Regions from separate parts of the Mus musculus genome. Here region 1 is linked to region 2. Evidence: chromatin loops called from intact Hi-C (ENCODE). Cell type or tissue: gastrocnemius. All regions are shown on one strand.

Region 1 (8,000 bases), 74 kb before region 2:
TATACTCAGCTGTACTATTTAATTTCACTTAGCCTACACCTGTATAGTACTTCCTTGGTATTCCTGTATAGTACTTCCTGGGTATTCCTGGCTGTGCTGGAGTTTGAACTTAAGGCTTCTCTGGTAAGAGGGAAAGATGTTACCACCCATGTAATCTAGTTCCATTCTCTAGAGGGCAGCCTCTCTCATACCATCTGTGAATGTCATGTGATCACAGTGAGCCAGGCTTCCCCAGGCATCCCTTGTCTGCACAGCCCACTAACTAGAGTCTTCTCCATCACAGCCCAGACTGGGGATCAGACTCTGGCATTTTTATTCCTCGGGTCTGCTCGGGCTACCTCTTTTCTTCTCCAGTCCACAGCTTAAGCTGGTGGTCAAGCTCCTACAGGGAGTGCTGTAGCTGGGTGGTGGTGGTGGGGGGGGGTCCATGAAAAAGATGTGTCAATAGTAAAGGTTTCTGGTTTTGAAAACTGGTCATGAAAAAAAAAAAAAAGGTCAATAGCTAAAAGGTTCCAGAACCAGCATCGTCCTTGGTTCCGAACATCCGACACATGCCACACACCTAGCAAGGCCAGTGAACAATCCCTGAAACACTTTTGCTCAGGTACAAAACTACTGAATGTTATGATAGGGTGTTTTTACTGTGCACATGACATTGTGTGCTCTTACAGAAACATAACAGATTAATGACAGAAAACAAAGACTTGAACACTTAAGAAAGCTATCAAGTGCCGGGCAGTGGTGGTGCACGGCTCTAATCCCAGCACTTGGGAGGCAGAGGCAGGCAGATTTCTGAGTTTGAAGCCAGCCTGGTCTACAGAGTGAATTGCAGGACAGCCAGGGCTACACAGAGAAACCCTGTCTCAAAAACAAAACAAAACAAAACAAAAAAAAGAAAAAGAAAAAGAAAGATATCAAGTGAATTTTGGCTTAGGATTGGGACAGAATTTTCAAAATGACCCTTAACATAGTTTCTATTTTGTACCACTAATGTTGAATGAGGTGCTCTCAGCAATGATTTATACAAAGCAGTACACCCAGCACCGATGATTATAAAACTAAAATATTGATCAAGGAGCTGAGGATATGGTTCAGTGAGTAAGAGTGTCTGTTTTATGCACATGAGTTTGAATCTCCAGTACACACATAAAAGTTGAACATAGCCTTTAGCCTAAAAGCTCACACGAAAGCAGCCTAGCCACTGTGGCGAGCTTCAGTTTCAGAGAGAAGGCCTGTCTTTTTTGTTGTTGTTTTTTGTTTTCCAATTTTTTAAAAAAAAGATTTATTTATTTATTATATGTAAGTACATTGTAGCTGTCTTTTCAGACACCCCAGAAGAGGGCATCAGATCTTGTTACAGATGGTTGTGAGTCACCATGTAGTTGCTTGGATTTGAACTCAGGACCTTCAGAAGAGCAGTCAGTGCTCTTAACTGCTGAGCCATCTCGCCAGGAGATGGTCCTGTCTTACGGGATAAGGTAGACAGCAAAAAAGCAGACACTCGATGTCCTCTCTGGCCTCTGCACATGTGTGCCCCGGGCACATGCACACATACATATACAATATTGATTATTTGAAAAGACTAGAAGATGCTGCATATCATACAGCATCAAATATTTAAACAAAGTTTTATTTTTAAAAATAATTTGCTTGTTTGTTTGTTTTGAGACAGGGTCACCCCCCCCCCCATGTAACCCTGGCTGTTCTTTAATGTACTAGATAACACAGGCTGGCCTGGAACTTACAGAGATCAGCCTGCCTCTGCCTCTTGAGTGCAGAGATTAAAGGCATGCACCACCACCACCTGGCCTAATATTTATGTTTGTATGTCTGTCTGTGTGAGTATACGCCTTATGTGCTGGTGCCTGTGAAGGTCAGAAGAGGCCATCAGATCTCTGGGATAAGACAGATTAACTGTGAGCTGATGTGTGGGCCTGGAACTGAACTCAGAGCTGCTGGAAGAACACTTAGTGCTCTTTTTTAAAAAAAAGGTTTATATTGTTAAATTTTATTTTCTGTGTATGAGTGTTTTACCCAAATCTATGTGCCCATGGAGAGCAGAAGAAGGAATCAAATCCTTTGAAACTGGAGTTTAAGACATCTTTTCAGCACCAAGATTTAACCATGTAAAAATAAAATATATATATTTCATCCACAGACAAATTTGCTTTCACCTTTAATAATTGGTATATCAAAAGCATCACTGTAAAATGAATGTCCTTATGATCTGTTATCAATGAATGTTTGGTGTGTCTACCTATTTTGGACCCATATACCTGGAATCATGTGTAGATTTCTCAGGCTAACAGGGATAACTGTTGGGAGAGATTTAAGAAATTCTGCTCCATCAAGACCCCTAGGGAGTTGACTGCTTGCCTTCCCCCTTAAACAAACAAACAAACCAACCTGAGACCACATCTATGTTTAGTACGTTGTCTTTGTTTTTTGAGACAGGGTTTCTCTGTGTAGCACCTAGCTATCCTAGAACTCCATCTGTAGACCAGGCTGGCCTCGAACTCACAAAGATCTGTCTGCCTCTGCCTCCTAAGTGCTGGGATTAAAGGCACACACCACCACCACCATTAAACAGACCTCTACCCAGGAGAGTAAAGTCTCCCTAACTGTAAGGTCTCTCAGGCTCTCATCCTTCCTTGGAACTCTGTCATACCCGTCCTCTACATATCTGAACTTTATTCCCACCCCTCTGACCTTACCATGGGCCACACTCTCCCTAATGGAGCCCCTGGGCTCCCAGGCAGGCAGAGCCTACTTACTTGTAAAGAGAGATAAGAAGGGGGAGTCAATGATGGTGAACTTGGCTCCAGGGTCATTCCGTCTCCACTAGAATTAGAGGAAAGGCACAGAGGTTGGAGGACGCTGGGCTTGGGACAGTGTTCAAAAGATATGGGCAAGGGAATGCTGGGAAAGGTACGTGAACGTGGGGGGGGGGGGATGGGTTGTCAAGAGGGATAAAGGCACTCACCGCGACCTCCACGTGGTCAGTGCCTTCATCATTTTGCTTGTGCAGGACCTCAAAGTAGTACCTGAGGGAGGCTGATAAACTGGCGGACAAAGACAGGAAACGGAGGCTTTTCCTCAGCTAGCCACCTCCATCATCCACCTTTCCCACCCACAAGCGCCCCCCTCCCCCGTGCCCCTTTCTCCTACCAGGTGCTTGCTATTTAACTATCCCCCACCTACTCCTGACAACTAACCTTGTCTTTCCTTTTGAAAGAGCCAAATATAAATAGTTCAGAAGTTCACTGGGAGACCCAGTGACATGGCACCCATGATTAAAGCCATAGTGAGTAGTCTCTGCTACCGGGACCATACATGATTCTTTTCCTGACAGTCTTCGGCTTAAAGACACGGTGATCTTTGGTAATTTGCCCAAAGTCGCCCAGGTAGTGAGCAACGCAGTTGTAATTTGGACCAGGTAGCCTTTAGGGTCCATGCAAAGCACTGAGAGAGCTCAGAGCACTCACAATAACTCGGGCACACCAAGTACCAAGGGCTCTCTCTCTCTCTCTCCCTGTCCCTTGAAGCTGGGATATGGTCTCGCCTGTGAATGTGCAAGCCACCAGGTGGCGTGCTGAAGTTGAGCTAAGTTCATAGGCTAGCTCTTAATGCCATTCCAGTGGCTGTAGGCTGGAAGAGGTCAGATTTCCTAGGATCACTTCAAGGTCAGGCTTCCAGTTCCCTGTAGGGACTCCCTCTCTGAAGCCCCAGAGCAAGCACTAGGCAGTCTTTATGAGTGCGAGCATTTCTAGGTCTAAAGAAAATAGGAAGAAAAAAAAGAGACCTGTTTTCTAGCCTTGAGTGTCACTATCTGTGTGGCCTTCCATCCAGCCACAAAGCTCTGGGTCTCAATCGCCTCCTCTGAAATGAGGGTGGGGGTGGGGGATGAGCTGGAGAGACAGCTTAGAAGTTATGAGTGAGTACTGCTCTTGCTGAGAACCAGGGTTTGGTTCTCAGCACCCATGTAGCAGCTTACAACCATCTGTAAGACCAGTTTCAGAGGATCCAATAAGCCTTCTGTCCTCTGAGGACACCAGGCCTACACACGGCACACCCTTGTACATACATGTAGGCAAAATGCACTCGTGAGAAAAAGAGTCTAAAAACCATTTATAAAATGAGGAAAGGCAGGGCCGATGGCTTCTGCTTAGACAAACGGTGTGGATTCTCACTCATACTAACCCTGAGCAGTGAGCTGGTGAAGATGGCAAGGGGCCTCCTGGATCTCTCATGCTGACACGCCTGGCACTGGAGGGGCTCACAAGAGTGTGGGTGGTAACCCACCCTACTTACCTCACTGGCTTGGAAATTTGACTCTGAAATTTCCCAAACTCTCCAGGGGCTGTCCATTCCTTTCCTGTCTAGAAGTGGGGAGAGAAGGGAGAAGGAAGGAGAGGAAAAGAGAGAAGATGGGGGAAGAGGGGAATAGCAAAGGAGGGAAGACAGAGTTAAAAAGGATTGCCGGCCAACACACTTCTGCCCCCAATAATGGAAGGGAGCCTTCCCATAGGCAACCAACCCAGCATGAATCCTTAGCATGGGCTCGGGGACAATGGAACCTGAAAAATGTATATAGCTGGGTCCCCATTCTGTCCACATCTCCCATGCCCTTTTCAGTGTAGGACAGAGCTGAGGGGCACCATGTGTGGCTTCTGTCCCTTCTTCATGTCAATGACATTAATGGTCAAGGAGGCTCCCAAGACCCTCATACCACATCAGTACCCGCCTCCAAGGGCCAATGAGAGGTCAAGGGCTGAGCTGGTCCTACCTTGCCCACGCTGGCCAGCAGCTGAAGGCCTGAGACCTGGTCATCACGACTCAGCCAGAACTCAGCATTGTCATCAGCAGCGATGGCAAACTGGATTTTCCCTGGGCAACAGCAGAGTGTCTGGGTGAATCAAAGAGGGCCTTGGCACGGAGGCTGAACGCCTCTGTTACACCTGCACATTGATTTTCTTCACTCACAGTGACTTGCCCTACCCGCCATTTTTGCATGGGGGAGGGGACTCTACATTCTGGGGGAGCAATATGAAGATGGAGAAGAATTATGTAGACCAGCCAGTTCCAGGCTTTGGGGGTGGGGCAGTTGCCTGAGGATACTGGATGAGATTTCACTATGCCTTAGTTTCCCCTCCCTCCGTGATGGAGTAACAAGGGCTCAGGGTTATGTTTCTAGGACCCTCCTGCCCCAGGAAGGTGGAAGCAGGAAGAGGAGTGGGGCTTCGGGACTCCCTCACCATCGGTGAAAGGGTGCAGATAGCCAAATATGCGGAGGCCATAGTTGGTCCACTTGGGGGACACAGCCAGCTTCCTCAGAGTTGTGCGGATCTACGTCAAGAAAGATGAACTGTCACTCAGAATCAGGAAGAAGAGTTGAAGAACTCGGTCTACTCAAGGCTGGTGGGGAGGAGAAGAGGGGGGCAGCCGATGGGAGACTAGGGGTGTGGTATGGTGGGTGGAGTACAAGATAGGTGTGCTTATGAGATCCTACTCGCTTCTCGGTCCAGCTGGCCGTGTACGATGCACATGTTGCCCTTGGATAAACATCAAGAGAGCCTGAACTGAATGAAATGCTGCCCAGCGGCAGGTGGCAAGAGTCTCGGGGAAGGAGAAGACAAAAAAGATCTTCTGGACAGAGGAAGAGAAGGCCCAAGAGATCGAGGGAGTAAGACCGACTGTGATGGACTGAGAAGAAGCAGGGAAGGAGGCAGGTGGAGTGCATGAGATGCAGGAGACACAGAGGGTGGTCCAGGCACCATGTACAAACATCCCCACAGGTACTCACGTGGGGGTAGAGTGGGAAGTGCAGGTTGTTCCTCAGCTGTTGGATGGAGCTGCCACACCAGTCTTCAAACACATGTAGGTTGGCGTGGCCCCGGAACTGTGTGGGGCAGAGAGGGGGCAGTGAGTGAGAAGTGGACACAGTGATTCTCGAATACTCTATGGAAGGCTTGGCTCCCAGTCCGTGGTGGTACTGGAAGATGTGGAAGCTTTAGGAGGTGAGGACCTAATAGGAGAAGGTTAGGTTATAGGGCGGTGCCCCTGAAGGGATTACTGGGATCCTCACTGCTTCCTATCTTTCATGACTCGCCAGTCAGTCCTCTGCCACCAGGATGCACTAAGCTGCCACAAGTCAAAGGAACTGGGCCAAGCAGGCCTAGGATTAACCCTCTGAACCCTTGAGCCTACACAATGTTTTCTTGTTCATGAGTTGGTTATCTCAGGAATGCTTGTCCTGATGAAAAGCTAACATCAGCCCTATGGCCTGACTCTGAGGTTACACACACACACACACACTCACACACACGCACACACACGCACACATGCACACACGTGCAGGCAAGGGGCTTAATAGCCGTGGCAAAACGATGCAAGTGACAGAAGGAGCTGGGAGGAGCTTGGTCAGGTTCTAGCCAAGGGCTTGCCTATCATGCCTGCCCTGTTTCTCAGGAGAGGAAGGCTCTGCAGCCTTCTGCCTGTCATGACCTCACCTACCCAGTGGTCTCCATACTCTGGCTGGGGGAAGCATCTGAGGAAATCCATGGTGGTATCTGGGGGCCCCCTCAGGGCCTCCTGCAGCTCACAGGCTCCTCACTGACTGGCAGAGGCTAGCTTGTCACTCTCTGACCTGGGACCTTGGGAAGTAGCCACCACTCACAGGAATGTAGGGAGGGGGCTGGGGTGGGTGAGGAAGTCTGTGGGTTGGTAGGTGGGAGGCGGTTAGAGGCTCCAAGGAAGGAAAAGAATGGGGACTTTATGCTGCTTCTGGGGAAATTCCTCAAGTCCAGCTTAAAGGATTCAGTTGTCTTCTCCAAGTGGTCTGCTTCTGTCCCCTCCCCAGGAGACCTCCAGGTCAGAGAGCTCTGGTTCTCTGACTTGAGGGGAGCACGGCCACCAGAGCAGAGCCGTCAGCTGTGTGAAGCCTGGAGCTACGATGTCAGACTTGGCACTTGGCACGAGAAGGGGTTTTTGCCCAGAAAGCAGCTTTGGCCTGAGGGCAGGGAGATACCAATTTCTCCCAGCTCCTCCGCAAGCAATCCAGCTCAGCCAAGAGAGCCTGAGGTGCTATAGGAAGCCCTCAGGGAAGCAGGGAAGGAGAGTGGAAGAGAGAAATAGCCTTTTCTTTGAGGTAGGCTCTACCCAGTATTTGGCTGAGCCTCAAACTTTTGTGGGTAACCTCCGACTGTGGGGGTGTCTTGGGGATCCTTGGACACTGTCTTCTTCCTCAGACCCAGACTGACAACTACATCAGAATTTGTGTTTTGTGTTGTTCCATTTTAGGGACTCTATACTAACAAAGATGTGGCACTCTGGAACCTCAGCCTCCGAGGTGGCCCTTCTCCTTTGCCTGACATAGACAGAAGGCCAGGGAAGGGGTGGGCTTCCTCCTAGTTTTATTTATTATATATAAGTACACTGTGGCTGTCTTCATACACACCAGAAAAGAGCATCAGATCCCATTACAGATGGTTGTGAGACACCATGTGGTTGCTGGGATTTGAACTCAGGACCTCTGGAAGAGCAGTCAGTGCGCTTAACCACTGAGCCATCTCTCCAGCCCCTCCTCCAAGCTTGTGATGGTTTGGAACTTACAGCTGGCCGTACGGGAGAAAGTACTTGTCAGCTTGTCTCATTTAGAAGGGAGGATATCGGGGCTCAGGAAGTGACTCCCTGAGAACACACAGCAATTACTCCATGGAGAAGGTGAGTGCAGAAGGGGTATTCAGGGAAGGGAAGGTCTACTCCACCTCTGCTGGGACTTACTGGGCTTTCCAGGTCAGCAGCAGGAGGAGGCAGATGGTGGCGTCTCCCCTGCCCTGGGTGTTCTTACTGCCCCCCAGGACTGTCCTGAGCAACTGGACTGATCTGATGAAGCAGGTCACTCTGCAGCTAAAAACTTCAGGTGACTTCAGACTTTAGTCACATCGTCATAAAGATCATCTCACTGTGATCTTTATGACTGACCTGCCTTCCCAGCCCCC
Region 2 (8,000 bases):
ACCTGCGGCAGAGGACAGGCGAAAAGGAGCAAAGGCAGCCACTGACTTCAGGATCACAAAGCGACTGCTTCCCTGTCTATTTTATGTAGACTATCCCACTAACCAGGCTGGCAAAGGCCTTCCAAGGAAGATGAATCCACACCTCCCACCGTTACACACTCCAAGAAAATTCAGCTACCTGCAACAAAACCTGAGGAGGAAGAGTGGGGTCAAGGCAAGGAAGACTTCTTTGTAAGACTACATGCTTGTGGCTGAGTGCAACCGTCCTCGGTCTTCCCCCAAGTAGGGGCTCTCTCACGTTGGAAATGTTCAAGTGTCAGAGGCCATACAATCTCCACAGCCCAACTGAGAGGGACCCTGGAGACCATGTAGGCAGGATTCCTCTTGCCTCTTGATCTCTAGCTACAGCCATAGCTTGATCCCTTGTAACAGCATCTTCTAGTTCACAGCCAGAATTGTGTCCACAGCCATAGAGAGGTAGGGCTATAAGAGTACATCTCCAAACCGATCCTGCTTAGTTACTGACTAGGACACTCATTTCTTCTTCTGAGCCACAAAAGATAAACCATCACATCCAGCTAAGAGAAAAACTGTTGGCCAAAAAAATCTACCAGGAGGGTAGTCTTTGAGTTTCTTAAAGCAGGAAAGTGAGACCCAGTGAGAAGATGAAGTAGAACTTCCCCCCACACCCCCCCCCCTCAAGGCTGGAGAAGAGCACCTGACCCTTCTCGAAACTTCTCCACTCCTTTCTGGCTACTAGATGACTTTTAATTTTATTAAGCCTATCAAAAGTATACTGAAAGTCACTGTGGGTAATAATCATATCCATTGAAGAGGGGATAGGCCATTTCCTCCCCTTTTCCTAAGCAGAAACTTGAGTGCTTTGATGAAATAAAAATACAAGTAGGAATTTACTCATGGCAGGGTCGCCTTGGGCGGGGTCTGGGGAGTTTGTTAGATCTGTGGGTATTGCGGAGAGTGTGAAAACACTGGAGGAGGCAGTCTGGACCAGCAGAGAACCACGCATTCAGGAGGTGGGACTCTTGGAAAAAGAGGCGCACGCAAGGCGGGAAGGCCAGGCGTCTCTCTCGGAGGTGCTTTTTGAAAAGGAACCCCCGAAAGCTCGGCTGGAGGGGAAACAGCGAGCCAACCACTCCAGCAAGCCGAGGGCAAAGTTGGGGAGGCTCTGATCGCAGCGTGTGGCCGAGTGCGCCGCAGCCCCAGAGCCCGCGCTCGCAAACAGCTCTGTCCCGCGAGGCTGTGGCTCCCGCACGGTGGAAGGCGCCCCAATCCTCCACCAGCGCTCCGGATGTCCTGAGAGCGTCCCGGCTCCACTCTGTCCTGAGTGGGCAGGCCAGGATCAGCGACCCACAGTGGCCTCGACAAGCCCAGGTCCCCAGGAAAGCGCGGGGCGGCGCCGGCACCTGGAATCAGCTCGGAGAGGCGGGTCCCCGCCCGGAGCGCCCGCCCACCTCCGCCACCTCCTCGCCCCCCGGCGCTACTTACTGTGGTTCAGGGGGTTCCCGCCGGCCTGGGCCGACGCCACCAGCTCCAGATACAGAGTCCAGAGTCCCACCGATACTACGGCGAGCAGCAGCAGCAGCCGGAAGCGCCTCCTCAGCAGCTTGATCGGGCGCAGGAGCAGCATCAGCAACGCGGCGCGGGGGCTCCCCATGGCGCTTCGCCCAGCCTGCCGCTCCAGCACCCGCTACCCACCCGTCGTTCCGGCCCGGCTCCGCCGCTCAGCGCGGCGCACAGCCAGTCTCCCCGGGTCGCTCTCCAGCGGGCCGACTGCTCATGCTCGACGCGTTGGGGTGATCCTGGGCTGCGCGGGTGCCTCGCAGGTCGTTCTCCGGCCGCGGAGCCGGGCTCCTCCTCCCCAAGTGTCCGCTCCACGCCTCTCCTCGTCGCAGGCCCGCCACCTCCCTCCCTCTCTTCTTTCTCACTCCAGCGCTCTGCCCAGGAGGCTCTCCTAGTTGCCCTCCGGCCCCTGCGCTTGCTTGCTGCAGTTAGGGCGCTTTCTCTCAGCTCCGAGCATTACCTTACTCCCTACCTGTCCCGCCCACGCCTTGGCCCCGCCCCCAGGCGCAGGTGGGCCCCGCCCCCTAGAGAATGAGGGAAGGGGAGAGGTGGGGCCAGAGAGAGCTGGTCCCTGGCGTACTCACCGGCTTGGAGTTATGTGGGAGGGTGTGTGGGGTGATGATGAGGGATATGGGACTGAAAGAAGATGCGAGCTAAGACATGGACTCTGTGAACCAAGAAAACCCAGTCACCGTCAAGATATTCGAAGGCGCTCTTTCGAAGCTTGCTGTGGGGCTGAGACACATTTTTTTTAAGTGACCTCTGTGACTTTGGCCTCAGGACCTTTCTCTACCTAGAAAGACCCTAGTCACAATTAACTGACACTTCATTCAATCTTAACTGTCTTCCAAGTCAAATTTGAATACCGTTTTTTCCCTGGCGCAACTACAACTGAAAGGCACCAGGGGAGCCTTTACAAGGAGTTTCTCCAGTTTTAGGTGTTTTGGGTGAAAGATTGTTGGAGATTAAAAAAAAAAAAAAAATGGAGGGGCCACTCAAGAGCAGACCAAATGCTTAGCATTCAGGAGGCCCTGGGTTCCATCCCAGAACCATGAAAGAACTAGGGAAATGGAAAGGGGGTCTGGCAGAACTGTAGAGATGGCTCATCTATTAAGAGTGCATGGTCTGGGTCTGGAGAGATGAGATGGCTCAGTGATTAAGCATCTTCCAGGGGTCCTGAGTTCAATTCCCAGCAACCACATGGTGGCCCTCAGCCATCTGTAATGGGATCTGATGCCCTCTTCTGGTGCGTCTGAAGACAGTTACAGTGTACGTACGCATAAACAAATAAATCTCAAAAAAAGAAAAGAGAAAAGAGTGTATGATGCTCTTCTTCAGGGCCTGAGGTGGGTTCCCCAAACCCATTAATTCCAACTTCCTCTTCTAGCTTCTGCTCCAGCCTCCACTCACATGAATATACCCACACAAAGAGGCACACATGTACATTTGAGAAATAAAATATTTTAAAAAGAAAGAAAAAATGAAAAGGAGAGGCACATCTTCCTTAAGCTGCCCGTACCACAGGTGGATTCGCGCTATTTCCTTCCGAGTCTCTTCTTTTCTCCCAACTCTCATGCCACATAAAAGGTCTTCTTTTATGATTATAGAAGCTTTGAAAGAAAGGTCAAGGCAAGCTTTTTAAAGTCAGCCAAGGTCAGCACAGAGACAAAAGAAATCTAGGGGTAGAGACTGCAGAAGAGAAGAGTGATCTGGCGTACATACCAATTGTAGGAGAAATGTTTAGCATACACAAAGCCTTGGTTTTGATTTCCAGTGTAGGTGAGTGCAGCCGCATGTATACGCGCCCCCATCTCAAAAAAATCCTTAAGAGAAGAGGAAGAGGGGAAAGAGACTGATAGAATACACATTACATGATAACAGAAGGAACCTGAGGGAGGAAGGCAGTCAGTAACAGAGGGGTAAGAAGTGATGAAAAGGCTGTGTGGGAGAGGGCTGAACAAGAACATAATGAAGTGTGTGAGTGTGCGCATGCATGCGCATGTGTGTAAAACTACCATAAGAAAACTCGGGAACTGGAGAGATGGCTCAGCTGTTACGAGCACTGACTGCTCATCCAAAGGTTCTGAGTTCAAATCCCAGCAACCACATGGTGGCTCACAACCATCCATAATGAGATCTGACACCCTCTTCTGGGGTGTCTAAAGACAGCTACAGTGTACTTACGTATAATAATGAATAAATCTTTAAAAAAAAGAAAAAGAAAACTCAACATTTGGTATACTAAACTCTAAAAAAGTAATTTTTAAAAAAAAAGATCTATTTATTTATTATGCAGACAGTAGTCTGCCTGCATGTATGCCTGCTTGCCAGAAGAGGGCACCAGATTTCATTATAGATGGTTGTGAGCCACCATGTGGTTGCTGGGAATTGAACCCAGGATCTCTGGAAAAGCATCCAGGGCTCTTAACCTCTGAGCCATCTCTCCAGCCCTAAAACATTAATTCTTTTAAAAAGGAATAAAAAGGTGCATAGAGCAGCAATGTTCTACGCAGAACAATACTTTTAAAAATAGACATCTTTTAGACTTATTTTACTTTATGTATATGAAAGTTTTTGTCTGCATGTATATATACCCTGTGTGTACCTCAGAGGTCAGAAGAGAGCAATATGGAATTACAGACAGTTGTTATCCACCATGCAGATGCTAGGAATTAAACTGAGGTGCCCTGGAAGAACAACCAGTACTCTTAACCACAGAGCCATCTCTCCAGCCCCTGAAGAACAATTATTATTCTACTACATGGAGAAACACTAAGCACCAGGCTAGAGTTGTAGCTCTGTTGGTAGAATGCTAACCTATCCTTCACAAAGGCTTAGGTTCAGACCCCAGGACCACACAACTCACCTGTAACTCCAGCACTCCAGGAATGAAGGCAAGAGGACCAGAAATTGTTTTGTTTGTTTTTGTTTTTGTTTTTTTGAGACAGGGTTTCTCTGTGTAGTACTGGCTGTCCTGGAACTCACTCTTTAGACCAGGCTGGCCTCGAACTGAGAAATCCACCTGCCTCTGCCTCCCAAGTGCTGGGATTAAAGGCATGCGCCACCACCGCCCAGCTGGAGAACCAGAAATTTAAAGTCATCCTAGGCTACGTAGTGAATTTGAAGCCAGCCTGGGCTATATAAAAGAGCCTGTCTCAAGTCCCCATCACCCAAAATAAGTAAGTAAGTAAGCAAGCAATTTTGCTATTCATCTTGGCAAAGCTTGATTTTTGTTCTCAACTCGCACGAGTCATTTATACAGAAGCGGTAGGGTTCACTGATTCATTTTGCAGATAAAAGAAATGGGCTCAGAAATATTAAATATTAAATGTTGTATAGGTAATCCATGAGCAGAACCCAGGACTTTGCAAGTGCTTTGCCCTGAGCCGCATCCCGAGCCCTGAGGTCCATTGCCTTCCCCTCCTCGGCACATGCTGCTTTCCTGGACGTTCCCCTGGAGAAACAAATTCACCCTGGAAACTCTGAGCACTCTCGCAGCAGCACATCTGCAACTCATCCAGACACGTTCTGCTTCTCATCCTTTCTCTCCCTGGCCTCGCTCATCAGTACCACCTGTCAGTCATCTAGTGAGGACATCTTGATTTCCATCCGTGTTTCCCTGAATCCGTTATCTACGAATAATTCTGCAGAGTTTGCTTCTCTGGAGTCGTTCCCAGGAACAGGCAGAACCCTTACTGAATTGATTGCTCTTGTGGTTACTGTTTGCAGCAGGGTTTCAGTATGTCAGGCTGGACTCAAATGATCCGCCTGCCTAGCCTCCCCACTAGCTGGCACTATACATGCACATCACAGCACCAGAACTGGACCCTCCTTGTCCACTTCTCTTCCTTTCCAGTATGGTCAGGCCCTTCCATCTGGATGAAGAAGTAAAAAGCAGGAGCTCTGCCAAAGCCCTGTGTCTGTGACCTTACACAGTTTGTCATACTAGGCAGGAAAAGTGATGGCTACTTACCATGTCCATGGAGGAATATGTGCAGGATTAACAAGGCTAACGGTGCAGACACCAGATAGGAAGGAAGCTACAACAGGAGAATCTCAAGTTCAAGACCTGTCTGGACTACAGACTGAGTTCAAAGGCAGCCTCAGCAAACTTAGCAATACCCTAACTCTTTTTTTTTTAATGTATTTATTATATATGTAAGTACACTGTAGCTATCTTCAGACACTCCAGAAGAGGAGGTCAGATCTCATTATTGATGGTTGTGAGCCACCATGTGGTTGCTGGGAATTGAACTCAGGACCTCCGGAAAAGCAGTCAGTCCTCTTAACCTCTGAGCCATCTCTCCAGCCTCTCTCTCTCTCTTTTTTTTTAAATGATGAAAAAACTGGAGATTTGCCTAGCATGTATTAGCCATAGGACCCACAATTCAATCCCCAACGCTAAAAATAAAGTTCAAGATTAAACCGTAAAGAAAAAAAAAAAGGATGTTTGAGCATGATGGGCAGTTTTGCTTTTAATCTTAACTCTCTGGAGGCAGAGACAGGCAGAACTCTGTGAGTTCAAAGCCAACCTAATCTACTTAGTGAGTTCCAAACCATCCAGGACTACATAGTGAGACCCTGTCTTAAAAACAAACAATGGGCTGGGCGTGGTGGCGCACGCCTTTAATCCCAGCACTCTGGAGTCAGAGGCAGGCAGATTTCTGAGTTCGAGGCCAGCCTGCTCTACAAAGTGAGTTCCAGGACAGCCAGGGCTACACAGAGAAACCCTGTCTCGAAAAAACAAACAAACAAACAAACCCCCCCAAAACAAACAAACAACAGGGCTGGAGAGATGGCTCAGTGGTTAAGAGCACTGGCTGCTCTATTGGAGGTCCTGAGTTCAATTCCCAGCCACTACATGGTGGCTCACAACCATCTGTAATGGGATCCGATGCCCTCTTCTGGTGTGTCTGAAGACAGTGACAATGTACTCACATACATTAAATAAATAAATAAATAAATAAATAAATAAATAAATACTTGTTTGTTTTTTTGAGACAGGGTTTCTCTATATAGCCCTGGCTATCCTGGAACTCACTTTGTAGACCAGGCTGGCCTCCAACTGGGATTAAAGGCGAGCGCCACCACCGCCGGAGTAAATAAATAAATCTTTAAAACAACAAGTACATAAGTACATACTAAAAACAATAAGAACAAAAGAAAGGGAGAAGGGATGATAATCTTATGCTTGGGTTAAAATAAAGTGTATGGGCTAGGGAAACTCCTCTGGAATTCACATACTAAGAGACCATGACTTTATCATAACCCCTGCCCCAGTTTTTGGCACAGTATTCAGGGAGCAGAAGTATGTGCTTTGAAGTTTTCACTAGGCAGCCCATTGCTGGGACATACTTCCCCTTTCAGTTCAAAGCAACACTGTACCTTATACACGCATTATTTCTTAGACAGGATTTCACATAGCCCAAACTGTCCCCAGACTCCCTTCTACAACAGGATGGCCTTGACCGTTTGATCTGCCTCCGCCTCACAAGTACTGAGATTACAGGTGTGTATCACTGTGCCCAGTTTATGCTTTGTGTTTTGAGATAGGGTTTTCTATGTAACAGGCTGGCTGAAGAGCTTCTTGACTCGGCCATTGGTGGCTTTGCATGCACACCACAGATCGAACTCAGAGCCTTACACATAACAAGCATTTTACCATTGAGCTACATGCCCACATTTTCTCTTTCAGTTGACCAAGTCTGACCCAATTATGCCACCATGGCCGTTCTATGTGCTTCTTGGAGCTTCATGGCTGCTAGGAGAGCATCCTGGCCACTGAGCCGTATCCCAGCTCCTGCCTCCAAATCATTACAGCCTCTCTCTGCCTTCTATCAGTGTAAGGGATGCCCCAGCACATTTATGGGGGGTGGGGGAGAGAGCTACAGCTTTATTTGCTCAGGCTTTTCAACAGAATAATATCAATTATTTTTCTCCTCTGAAGTTTGCTTTGTTGCTAGGAAGCCCATAGGAAAAAGCACTCTTCTTCCTCCTCCTCCTGTCCTCTCCCTCCCACTCTCCTTTCCCCTCCCCCCATCTTTTTAGGGTATTGAAACCAAGTTGTTGTTTTGGTTTTTTTTTTTTAAGATTTTATTTATTTGTCATATATATACTGTTGCTGCCTTCAGACACACCAGAAGTGGGCATTGGACCCCATTACAGATGGTTGTGAGCCACCATGTGTGGTTGCTGGGAATTGAACTCAGGACCTCTGGAAGAGCAGTCAGTGCTCTTAACCGCTGAGCCATCTCTCCGGCTCCCAGAAAAGTCATTTTGATTTCTCTTCATTTTTATTTTATTTTATTATTTATTGTTACTACAGTTGAAAGTTTATCTTATCACCTAGGGCAAGAAAAAAAAAAACAAAAAAACAAAAAACTTCCTGGATTCTATTTAGTTGTTGCTGAAACAAGAGT

What was found. Hi-C counts contacts between places; a loop is a spot of excess contacts. Peaks named below come from ENCODE experiments on the same cell type or tissue, not always from the same donor. Only the 100,000 strongest peaks of a DNase experiment are listed, where the experiment ranks them.
Region 1: it touches region 2 in a loop (6-fold over the local background); 32 of 42 quality-filtered maps call a loop at or near these places.

Annotation. Positions count from the first base shown.
Region 1 is chr6:120,219,290-120,227,289 of GRCm38, forward strand. B4galnt3 (beta-1,4-N-acetyl-galactosaminyl transferase 3) reads right to left here. Exons shown (of 20, transcript NM_198884.2): 4 at 5,804-5,899; 5 at 5,256-5,346; 6 at 4,787-4,887; 7 at 4,312-4,379; 8 at 2,984-3,062; 9 at 2,775-2,841. Among named protein-coding and RNA genes, the nearest start is that of B4galnt3, 72 kb to the right of the region's middle. In gastrocnemius, CTCF peaks have their summits at 156 and 3,582 (motif pointing right); DNase peaks (open chromatin) are centred at 3,586 and 6,391.
Region 2 is chr6:120,292,885-120,300,884 of GRCm38, forward strand. B4galnt3 (beta-1,4-N-acetyl-galactosaminyl transferase 3) reads right to left here and starts at 2,013. Exons shown (of 20, transcript NM_198884.2): 1 at 1,507-2,013. The coding sequence starts at 1,675. In gastrocnemius, a CTCF peak has its summit at 3,897 (motif pointing right); DNase peaks (open chromatin) are centred at 1,606 and 2,041; H3K4me3 peaks cover 1,432 bases; H3K27ac peaks cover 332 bases.